Linked DNA regions of Homo sapiens: region 2 is linked to region 1. A link is a contact called in ENCODE Hi-C data. All regions are on one chromosome and are shown on one strand. The core of a region is the stretch at or near the end of the contact, and the rest is flanking DNA. Distances in the headings are between cores, read along the strand shown. Region 1 overlaps ATP9A (ATPase phospholipid transporting 9A (putative)). Region 2 has its middle 28 kb from the start of NFATC2.

Region 1 (5,453 bases), core at 1,575-4,074:
TTCTTTTTCTTTTCTTTCTTTCTTTCTTTTTTTTTTTGAGACAGAGTCTGGCTCTTGTTGCCCACGCTGGAGTGCAATGGCGCCATCCTGGCTCACTGCAACTTCTGCCTCCCAGGTTCAAGTGATTGTCCTGCCTCAGCCTCCCAAGTAGCTGGGATTACAGGCGTGCATAACCACCCCCAGCTATTTTTGTATTTTTAGTAGAGACAGGGTTTGACCATGTTGGCCAGGCTGGCCTCGAACTCCCAGCCTCAGGTGATCCACCCACCTTGGCCTCCCAAACTGCTGGGATTATAGGCATGAGACACTGTACCCGGCCACAGGTAATGTTTTCATTCTGAATCCTGGCCCTTCCTAAAGCAAACAAAGAGAAAGTAGAGAGAGGCACTGACTCCTGCCCGGGGCCTGAGAAGTCACCTAACTGGGATCGGATAAGCCTGACCAACAAAGAAGCACTCAAAAATGCAGTTTTGTGTGTGATACCACAGAAAACCAGTGCTTAAGAATCTTGGCCTTGTTTTTGGATATTTCAGAGAATTGCCGGCTGTTTGAAAGGGCATCCAGATCTCTACACACTCACAGAAAAGTTAACAGAGGTTTATAGCATGAAGACTAAAAATAGCTACTGTTGATTCATCCGTTTATTCACTCCATAAATATTTCCTGAGCACTTACTCTGTCTCTGGCAGTTTTAATATTAGGGATATAGTGGTCAACACGTGCGAGAGAAATCCCTGACAGTGTGGGGCTTCCGTTCTAGTGACACACAGTAGTTTTTCTTGTAAGAATTTTGTTAAACTCCGTTGGTGTCTTGGGTGCCAGCATCACTGTCTTAGGTATTTTAAGTGGATTGTCTTAATGGCATCGTCCAATACTAGGTACTGTCATTGTTTTATTTTCCAGGAAACGGAGGCTTAGCAGGGTTAATTAACTAGTCCAGGGTCCCACAGCTCGTAAGCTGCTGTCTCTTGTCTCCCAGGTCTCAGCTCAGCTGTGTCTTTGGGACATCTTTCCAGACCATTCACTCTGTAGGAGCCACCTACCGCTGAGTAGCATATATTTTTTTTTTCTTGTTTTTTTTTTTTTGTTGTTGTTCCTACCTTGCCCACCTACAAAATGTAGGCTCTGTGAGAGCAGTGCCCTCGTTTGTCTTGTGAGAATCCCAGTGCTTAGCACAAAGGCTGGCACCTAGTAGGTGCTCAGTAAATACTGGCTGCTTGATTAAATGAGCGAGTGAATAAAGAAGAGGAGCGGCCGGGCGCGGTGGCTCACGCCTATAATCCCAGCACTTTGGGAGGCCGAGGCGGGCGGATCACGAGGTCAGGAGATCGAGACCATCCTGGCTAACACGGTGAAACCCCGTCTCTACTAAAAATACAAAAAAATTAGCCGGGCGTGGTGGTGGGCGCCTGCAGTCCCAGCTACTCAGGAGGCTGAGGCAGGAGAATGGCGTGAACCCGGGAGGCGGAGCTTGCAGTGAGCCGAGATTGCGCCATTGCACTCCAGCCTGGGGAGAGCGAGACTCTGTCTCAAAACAAAACAAAACAAAAACAAAAAACAAACAAAAAGGAATAGGAGCAACAGGGCATGGTGGCTCATGCCTGTATCCCAGCATTTTGAGAGGCGGAGGTGGGAGGATTTCTTAAGCCCAGGAGTTCGAGACCAGCCTGGGCAACATAGGGAGACTCCATCTCTACCAAGAAAAATAAAAAATTAGCTGGGCATGGTATTGCATGTTTGTGGTCTCAGTTACTTGGGAGGCTGAAGTGGGAGGATCCCTTGAGTCCAGGGGTTTGAGGCTGCAGTGAGCCATGATCGCGTCACTGCACTCCAGCATGGGATGGAGTGTGACGCTGTCTCAAAAAAAAAAAAAAAAAACAAAAAAAACCCAGAAACGTTAAAAAATCTCAAGAGTTTTGCATTCCTAATTCATTGGGGGTATAAGTGGTGGCAGGGCCCACAATGGGCTTCAGTGAGGGTACATGTTGAGCACTGGAGCCAGAAGGAGGATAAACAATGGAATCCTCATCTGCAGAGAAAAAGGGAATTCTTCCTTCCTGATGCCCCTCCCTTCTTCCTTCCCTTCTTTATCCGCGTGACCCATGGCTGCAAGGAAGGAGCCACGTCCAGCCTCCTGCCTCTTGTTGGACGTAGAGCTCTTAGACCCCAATGTGTGTTGCTCATGGACGCTCCCATAGCAGTGCCAGCTGCCATAGCAGGCTTGGAGGGAGGAGGCAGGTGGGCTTGGCAGTGCCAGTGGGGACCCTTGGTGTGTCTCTGCTGGGTTCCTGCCATTTGGATTCCTCCCTAGGTTGCCATCTAGACAATTGAGAGGTGGCTCTCAGATTCTACAACGAGATGAGATTGCCAGACTCCAGCTAAGAGGGCTGGCTCCGGGGTCAGCCTGCTGGACTCACATCCTGGCTCTGTCCCTTATGGGCTGCAAGACCCTCTGAGGTGCAGTGTCCTCATCTACAAGAGGGCGAGGATAGAAGCCCTTGATGTAGGACAGTCGGGAGGAGCAAGGCAAGTCATTCGCGTTGAGGGCTTTGCCACAGCGCTTGGCACACACTCAGCACTTACTCATGTTTTTGCTTATTGTTTTGGTGTCTAGGAAATTGCCTTCCACTGGATTCTGTCCTGTTTTCTGGAATTTTTTGGGCTCGTGCTGTGTGGGGTTGCCAGCCAGGCTCTGTGGCCTAGGTCTGTGTTAGAACCTATGACCGAGTGTCTTGGGTAAACACAAATGCATGAGGTGAGGGAGGAGTGCTGGGCACTGGGGCATGTGAAAGGGCCCAGGAGAATGAGTCATCAGCCCACGCTTAGTGACGGAGCACGTTTGTGTGCCAGGCCTGGGGGAGGTGAATGGTGTCTGCTCTCTGACCTACAAGCTCATGGCAAGATCAGAGGCTGCAGACAGAGCTGTGTGCTGTTTGGGCAGCGGGGTGAGCTTTATTATTTTATTATTATTTTTATTTATTTTGGAGACGGAGTCTTGCTTTGTCACCCAGGCTGGAGTGCAAGTGGTGCGATCTCGGCTCACCGCAACCTCCGCCTCCCGGGTTGAAGCAATTCTCCCGCCTCAGCCTCCCAAGTAGCTGGGATTACAGGTGCCCACCACTATACCCAGCTAATTTTATTGGACTTTTTTTCTTTTTTTAAGTAGAGACAGGGTTTCACCATGTTGCCCAGGCTGGTCTCAAACTCCTGAGCTCAGGCCATCTGCCTATCTCCCAAAGTGCTGGGATTACAGGATGAGCCACTGCACCCGGCCTATTTTATTTTTAGATTAGAAAAAAGTGTACTGAGTCAGAGTCACATGGTTTAATACTTAAAAGCTACAGAGGTGTAGCCATTGCAAAGTCAGTTTCCCTCCCACTCTCTCTAGTCAGCTACCCTGTACCCTTCCCCAGGCAGCCAGTCTTACCATGTTCTTCTGTATTGTTCTAGAAATTTTTAAGCATTTATCAAAAAAACCATGCATCTTTATATAGATAAATAGACATAGATTTTTTGTTTTTATTCTATTATTAATATACCCTACACAGTACATGTATTGTTCACTTAACAGTACATTCTGGCCGGCAGTGGCTCACGCCTATAATCCCAGCACTTTGGGAGACCAAGGTGGGTGGATCACCTGGGGTCAGGAGTTTGAGACCAGCCTGGTCAACATGGTGAAACTGTCTCTACTACAAATAGCAAACTTAGCTGGGCATGGTGGTGGGCACCTGTAATCCCAGCTACTCGGAAGGCTGAGGAGGCAGAAGAATTGCTTGAATCCGGGAGGCGGAGGTTGCAGTGAGCCGAGATCGCACCACTGCACTCCAGCCTGGGTGACGGAGTGAGACTCCGTCTCAAAAAAAAAAAATTCTGAGCTCGTTCCGTGTCAGTATATAACAACCTTCTTCATTCCCTTTTTGAAATTATTTATTTATTTACTTATTTGAGATGTGGGGGCTGTGTTGCCTAGGCTGTCTCAAACTCCTGGGTTCAAGTGATTCTCCTGCCTCAGCGTCCCAAATAGCTGGGACTACAGGCACACACCATTGCACCTGGCCTTTGATCATTATTTTAATGCCTTTGTAGTATTAAATTGAATAGTACTGTAGTTTGTTTAGCCAGTCTACCACTGATGGTCATTTAGATTATTTTTCCATTTTATTTGTCTGTCTGTCTGTCTGTCTGTCTATCTATCTATCTATCTATCTATCTATCTATCTATCTATCTAATCTTTAGAGGCGCTGTCACCCAGGCTGGTCTTGATCTCTTGGCCTCAAGTGAACCTGGGCCTCCAAAGTGCTGGGATTATAGGCGTGAGCCACTGAGCTTGGTCAGTTATATTTATTTTTTCTAATGGTTTACTATTACTAGAAATGTCACACAAGTCTTTGTGCCCATGTTAGACTGCACGGAATATCTGGAAGGGGAATGGCTGAAGTGAAGGTACATTTGTAATTTTGATAGCATCGTCAAAATGTCCTCCCTGAGGTGATGCCATCTTGGATCCTTGCTGGCAGTGACAGCGCCTATTTGTCCATCCTTGCCATTATTAAGATTTTTGACTTTGGTCGTAAAAAAAAGATATCTTGGTGTGGTTTTAGTTTTGTATAATATTTAAAAATTGAATCAGTTGCCAACATTTTATAACTGAATATTTGCTTACAGAATGTCTTTGTCTTGCAGAATCAGATGGTCTAGGCTTGTGTAGGAACTGGACTGGCGGTGTGCCCCATCCCACTGGACCCTGTGTTTATTTTCATTCATTGTTTTTTCTCCTCCTCCCTCCTCTCTTCTTTCTTTCCTTCTCCACCTCCTTCTTTCTTCTTTTCTTCTTCTTCCATTTTTAAAAAATAAATAGAGATGGGATCTCACTATGTAACCCAAGCCGGTCTCACACTTTTGGCTGTAAGTGATCTTCCTGCCTCAGCCTTTCAAAGTGTTGGGATTACAGGCGTGAGCCACTGCACCTGGCCTATGTATTTTTTTATGTGGCTTGCTGGGCCCCTGTAGGTTTGAGTTTGCCAGTCCTGGTCTAGAGAGAAACAGACCAGTAGAGTCTAAGAGAGCCCAGAACTGCTTCCTCCTCTCCTTGTGAAGAGCACAGAGTTGGGTTTGGAAGGATAGATAGAAGACAAAGGGACAGGCTTGCAGGAGGATGTCTGGTGTGAGTGGGTCTTACAGACATGTTGGGTAGTTTGATAGAAATGGAATGGTGGGGAAAGATGAGAGCATAGGGTTCCGGGGCATGCCTGCCTTGGCTGCAGGAGGGTGGCTTGGTAAAGGGACAGCAGAGATGAAAAGGTGAGAAGGTGAGAGCCTTGGACTTGAGTCTGATAGCTGTAGGATCTTTGTGGGAGTGGGTCAACACACGAGTCATACTTCTATAAGAGGAGTCAGGTCTGCTGAGCAGCAGAATACCCACAGGGAAGACTCAGAGATGGAGAAACAG
Region 2 (5,593 bases), core at 1,644-4,143, 180 kb after region 1:
CACGGCTTCCTGGGCTGGACTGTGCTGAGGTGGCTTTCTGCAACATGGCCCATTACCAGCTTATGCCCCACTCTGGATACAGCTCCCCAGGGCCCATTGGCTTTATTCCTGGGTCACTGCTCCATCCACGTGTTCTCCCTCATGGCCTGTTTCCTCTGAGTGCTAATGAAGGCTTGGAGCTCCTTAGACATCTTTCTGGGCTTGCCGTGGTCCCAGGCACCCACAGAGCCTAAGGTTCTTATATCTGCCAGGTGCTATTTTAAGCACCATTCCATGTGCTAACTCATTTCATCCTCACAACAGCTCTCCAATGGGTAATATTACTTTCATTTTGTACCCGAGGAAACCCAGGCACAGAGAAGTTAAGTAACCTGCCAAAGGCCACCCAGCTAGGGAGAAGCAGAGCTGGGATCTGAACACAGACCAGCTGGCCCTGGAGCCTGACTCTTTATTTTATTTTATTTTATTTTATTTCATTATTATTATACTTTAAGTTTTAGGGTACATGTGCACAATGTGCAGGTTAGTTACATATGTTTACATGTGCCATGCTGGTGTGCTGCACCCATTAACTTGTCATTTAGCATTAGGTATATCTCCTGAAGCTATGACTCTTTTTTTAAGATGGAGTCTTGCTCTGTCCCCCAGGCTGGAGTGCAATGGCACAGTCTAGGCTCACCGCACCCTCTGCCTCCTGGGTTCAAGCGATTCTCCTGCCTCAGCCTCCCGAGTAGCTGGGATTACAGGTGCCCGCCACCACACCGGGCTAATTTTTGTATTTTTAGTAGAGATGGGATTTCACCATGTTGGCCAGGCTGGTCTCAAACCCCTGACCTTGTGATCTGCCCGCCTCAGCCTCCCAAAGTGCTGGGATTACAGGCGTGAGCCACTGTGCCCGGCCGAGCCTGACTCTTAACTTCAGCTATGGCCATCTTTCTAAAGTGCATATCTGTTCGTGTCACTCAGAGTCCCCATACTCGATGGTTCTTCATTACTCTTAGAATCCATATTGGTTAGGGCACAGGTTTAGCTGTCGTACTAAAGATCCCTAGACAGCAATGGCTTAAGTAAGTTAGATATTTATTTCGCTCTCAAGAAGAATGTGGGTGGAGATCTAGGGTTGCTGTGGAGGCTCCCTGGTCATTAGGGACCTGAACTCCTTCTATCTGTCAGCTCTGTCTTCCTTAACACAGTTTCTACCTCATGGCCCATGATGGCTGCTCAAGCTCTTACCATCAAATCCATATTTTAGCGGGAAGGAGAGAAGGGAAAGTGGAGAATATGTCCCACCTCTTTAAAGGTTTGATTTCCAGCTCTTCCACTATGTGGCCTAGGGCAAGTCATTTGGCCTCTCTTGTCATCTGTGAAAAGGGGAAATATTTGAATTTTCAAAGGCTAGGAGGATTAGACAAGCTAATACATGTTGATATGGTTTGGTTGTGTCCCCACCCAAATCTCACCTTGAATTGTAGTTTCCATAATCCCCACGTCATGGGAGGGATCCAGTGGGAGGTAATTGAATCATGGAATTGGTTACCCTCATGCTGTTCTTGTGATAGTGAGTGAGTTCTCACGAGATCTGATGGTTTTATAAGGGGTTTTTCTCCCTTTTGCTGGGCACTTCTCCTTGCTGCTGCCATATGAAGAAGGACACGTTTGCTTCCCCTTCTGCCATGATTGTAAGTTTCCTGAGGCCTCCCAGCCATGTGAAACTGTGAGGTCAATTAAATCTCTTTCCTTTATAAATTACCCAGTCTTGGGTATGTCTAATGAAAACAGACTAATACACATGTCAAGCACTTGGAATAGGACAAAGTGCAACGTGAATACTCAATAAATTTTAGCGACTATGATTATGGATTGACTCTGTTTAGATGTCACTGCTCTTGAAGGCCTACCCCAGCACCCCAACGTGACCAGGTTTTGTGCCCTCCCACATATTTCTCGGCTCCCAAGCCTCCTCCATCCTTGCACTTGCCCACTGTTTTGTACTGTCAGTTGACCTCTCTCGCCCCGACTGCATGAACTCCCTGAAGAGATTAATTTCTGTCTTGTTTTCTGTCTGTATCTTCAGCATGAAGTTCAGGGCCCCATGGCAGTGCCCAGAAAACTTGTCAAATGCATGAAAAAAATGACTCTTTCTGGTGATGGCAGGCTCCCTATTTTACAGGATACTGCCTCAGGGCCTTTGCACGTCTTGTTCTCGCAGCTTGCAATGCATTTTCTCAGCTGTCTGCATGGCCAGCTCCCTTAAGCCATTCAGTTCTCCTCAGTGTCACCTCTTCTGTGAAGTCTTCCAGACCACCCTGACTAAAAAAGGCTCCTTTCCCCAGCCCTCCATATCTTCCTGCTCTCCTTTATGTGTTTTTCTTGGCACACGTCACCACTCAACTGTGTTGTCTATATTTGTGTGTTTCCTCTGAGTCTCCCCGCTAGACTGAAAGCCTTGTAGGGCAGCACCTGCATCTGTTTTGCTCGCAGCTGCATCCCAAGTGCTTGGAATATTTTAGGTACATGACAATGTCTATTGAATGAATACACAAAGGAAGAAGATAGCCTGTCTGATTTTTAAAATATAAGAAAAAATAGTCTAGCTATAGGTACTTCAGTCCTTTCCTTTCACAGGAGAGATGCTTGATGTTTCAAGGTTCACTCTCAAAAAACTGCAAACGAGATACCGCCCCGCTTCTTCTACCCACAGAGGGAGAAAGACAAGCCAAGCTGATCGCAGCCTCTAGGGCCAAAAGCCAATTCCCTCTCACTCCACGTCAGCTCTCCAGCTTCTAGGAAAATCTTCTCCATCTCTGAGGGCCGGGGCGTTCCTAGGGCTGCCGCTGGCCACTGTCACATCTCAGTTCAGCAGCTGGGAGCAGCGAGGGAGCCCCGTGGATGGGCAGGCTGTCACCGGAAACTTGCTGTCAGCAGCCCTGTGAGCTGCCGAGGAACATCGGGGTTCTCTCCAAATGCCTCAGAAACCTCCCTGTTGGGTTACATTCTGTCTTGGGGGACCCTGGGATTACCACAGTTCTTTGCAGCAGCCAGCGGCTGATTGGGAGGTAGCAAGATTCAGCACTTCTGAGTTGGAAAAAGCGGCGCCGGGTATTATTTTGGGAACAGTCAGTCATGAGAACCTCCAAGAGCTGATCAGGGAGGCTATTAAAAGCAAGACAATGTATTTTGAAACGAACCCGGCTGGGGAGACACCTCACTCTCTGCCACAACCATGGAACTGGGAGTTCTTTCCGGATGAGGTGAAACTTTCCATCGCTAGGAGATGGGGAAGGCCTCCCCAGCTGCCAGCCACCGCCCCGTTCCTTCTCCTCTGCCAACCCCAGCTGAGCACCTCACCCACCTCCTCGGCCATGTGACGGAGCGAGGGTTCTCTCCAGCGGGCTGAGCAGGTGGCCAGACCATCATGGTTGTGCCTGTCGTTCATTCATTCACCAAACATAGACAGGACCTGGGAGTCTGGCTCTGGAGCCAGGCTGCCACTCTCCACATTCACACTCTGTCGCTTACTATTTGCTGACCTTGGGCCTCTCTGCCTCAGTTTGTCCCGCCCCTCCTGCAAAATGGGGATAATAGTGGCCTTCATCTTAGAGAATTGTTGTGAGACCCAAATGAGTTAGTCCCTGTGTCCGTCACAGATGCTAGATAGGATAATTGACTGAGTACCACCCGTTCCAGACACCATGCCAAGTCCCGAGTAAGACAGACATGGCCCTATTTTCCTAGTCTAGCGGAGAGATGAGTCATAACCAAGTAAACAAACAGATGAGACAATTTCATATTGTGTTATTCACTCAACAAACATTTTTGAGGTCCGACCGTATGCCAGGCATCATTCTAGGTGCTGAGGACACGGCAGGGAATAAAACAAAGTTCCTGCCTTCGTAGAGTTGATATTTTAGTTGGGAGGCAAAGGAGACATAGAATACACAAATGAATATGTAATTTATTTGTGGTAAGTGATAAATGCTATAAAGAAATATGACAGGGCGTTGGGACTGAGATTTGTGGGGTGGGGTTGAGCTTCAGGGCAGAGGAACCTATTTCAGAGGTGAGGGTCATGGAAGAATGCATTCACAGGATGGCATTTAAACTGAGGCTGAGAAGATGGAAGAAGCCAGCCATAGACATGTAGGGACAAAGGGTCCCAGGCCAAAGGGAAGGAAGCACAAAAGCCAGGAGGTGTCTGGCTCATGGGGAGTAGATGGGAGACCAGATAGGTGGGTAGGGCCGGACCTCAGAGGCCGTTGCATTCGTTTTCTGTTGCTTCCCCCTGGACATTGTAGCTTAAACGAGCAAGTATTTATCATCTCATAGTTTCTGTGGCTCAGGAACAGATTAGTTGGGTGGTTCAGGGTTTTTCCTGAGTCAAGCCATTGGCTGTGGCTGCAGTCATCTGAAGGGTTGACTGAAATGCGGGCTGTGGGCAGGAGGCCTCAGTTTCTTACTACATGGGCCTCTCCAAAAGGCTGCCTGTGTGTCCTCACAACACGGCAGCCAGCTTCCCCCAAGGTGGGTGATCCAAGACAGCAGTGCAGAAGCCACACATCTTTTATGACCTAGACTTGGAAGTCATACATCTCATTTCTGCAGTAGCCTTGTGTTGCCCATTTAGGAGGGCATGGCCCAGGAGCAGGAACACCAAGGTGGGAGCCACTAGGACCCTCTAGAGGCTGGCTACATCAGCCTTGGTGAGGAATTGAATTTTATTCTAAGAGGGATGGGGCACTTCTGAAATGGTATATTTGGTTGAGCTGGGTGATAAAGCATGACAGGTGTTTGTAGTGGCAAGATGATAGTAACTGTAGCTACCATTATTGAGCACCTACTGTGTACTGGGCACTGTGCTTAGTGCTTCATCAGATACATTGGCCTCTCAGATGCTCATATCTCCCTGTATTAGTCCATTTTCATGCTGCTGATAAAGACATACCCAAGACTGGGCAATTTACAAAAGAAAGAGGTTTAATTGGACTTACAGTTCCACGTGGCTGGGGAAGCCTCATAATCATGGTGGAAGGCAAGAAGGAGCAAGTCACATCTTACATGGATGGCAGCAGGCAAAGAGAGAGATTGGGCTGGAAAACTCCCCCTTATAATACCATCAGATCTCGTGAGATTTATTCACTATCATGAGAACAGCATGGGAAAGACCTGCCCCCTTGATTCAATTATCTCCCACCAGGTCTCTCCCACAACACGTGGGAATTCAAGATGAGATTTGGATGGGGACACAGCCAAACCATATCACTCTAAGAAGTAGATGTAGCTCCATTTTATAGATGAGGAAGCTGAGACTTCTCCCTAAGAAATGTTATCCAAGGCAAGACTGGGAGGCCACTAGAATTACCCAAGCACAGAGAGGAGCTTGAGGGTGGGAGGAGAGAGAGAACAGCCTAGCGGAAAGCCTGGAAGTGAGGAATAACAGGGAGAATTGGCAGGGGGTGGGGTGCTGAGTATTTCAGTAGGCAGGGGTGTGGAGTTGAAGGGTGTAAGAGGTAAGTGGTGGTGAGACTAGAGAAGGTGGGTTAGATTTTATAGGTCATTGGTCACATATGGGATTTTGAACTTTACCCGCAAGGTA

Evidence for each region. A loop is a pair of places that touch in the nucleus more often than their neighbours do. Pooled maps may share reads with other maps.
Region 2: a map of ascending aorta shows a loop between it and region 1 (2.5-fold over the local background). The contact joins two enhancer-like sites. A Hi-C loop is called at or near these places in 2 of 168 maps with a recorded cell type or tissue (PC-3 and ascending aorta) and 5 of 50 pooled maps.

What each region holds. Positions count from the first base shown.
Region 1 is chr20:51,747,687-51,753,139 of GRCh38, reverse strand. The region is part of intron 1 of ATP9A (ATPase phospholipid transporting 9A (putative)); the gene reads left to right. Among named protein-coding and RNA genes, the nearest start is that of ATP9A, 18 kb to the left of the region's middle. RefSeq lists enhancers at 2,884-2,933, 2,681-3,291. Within about 2 kb of position 2,824, at least 22 of the 41 ENCODE cell types and tissues checked have a DNase peak (open chromatin) inside an H3K27ac peak, as active enhancers do; they include ascending aorta, where a contact is called at or near this core.
Region 2 is chr20:51,568,176-51,573,768 of GRCh38, reverse strand. No RefSeq gene overlaps it. Among named protein-coding and RNA genes, the nearest start is that of NFATC2, 28 kb to the right of the region's middle. RefSeq lists an enhancer at 2,920-3,420. Within about 2 kb of position 2,893, at least 7 of the 41 ENCODE cell types and tissues checked have a DNase peak (open chromatin) inside an H3K27ac peak, as active enhancers do; they include ascending aorta, where a contact is called at or near this core.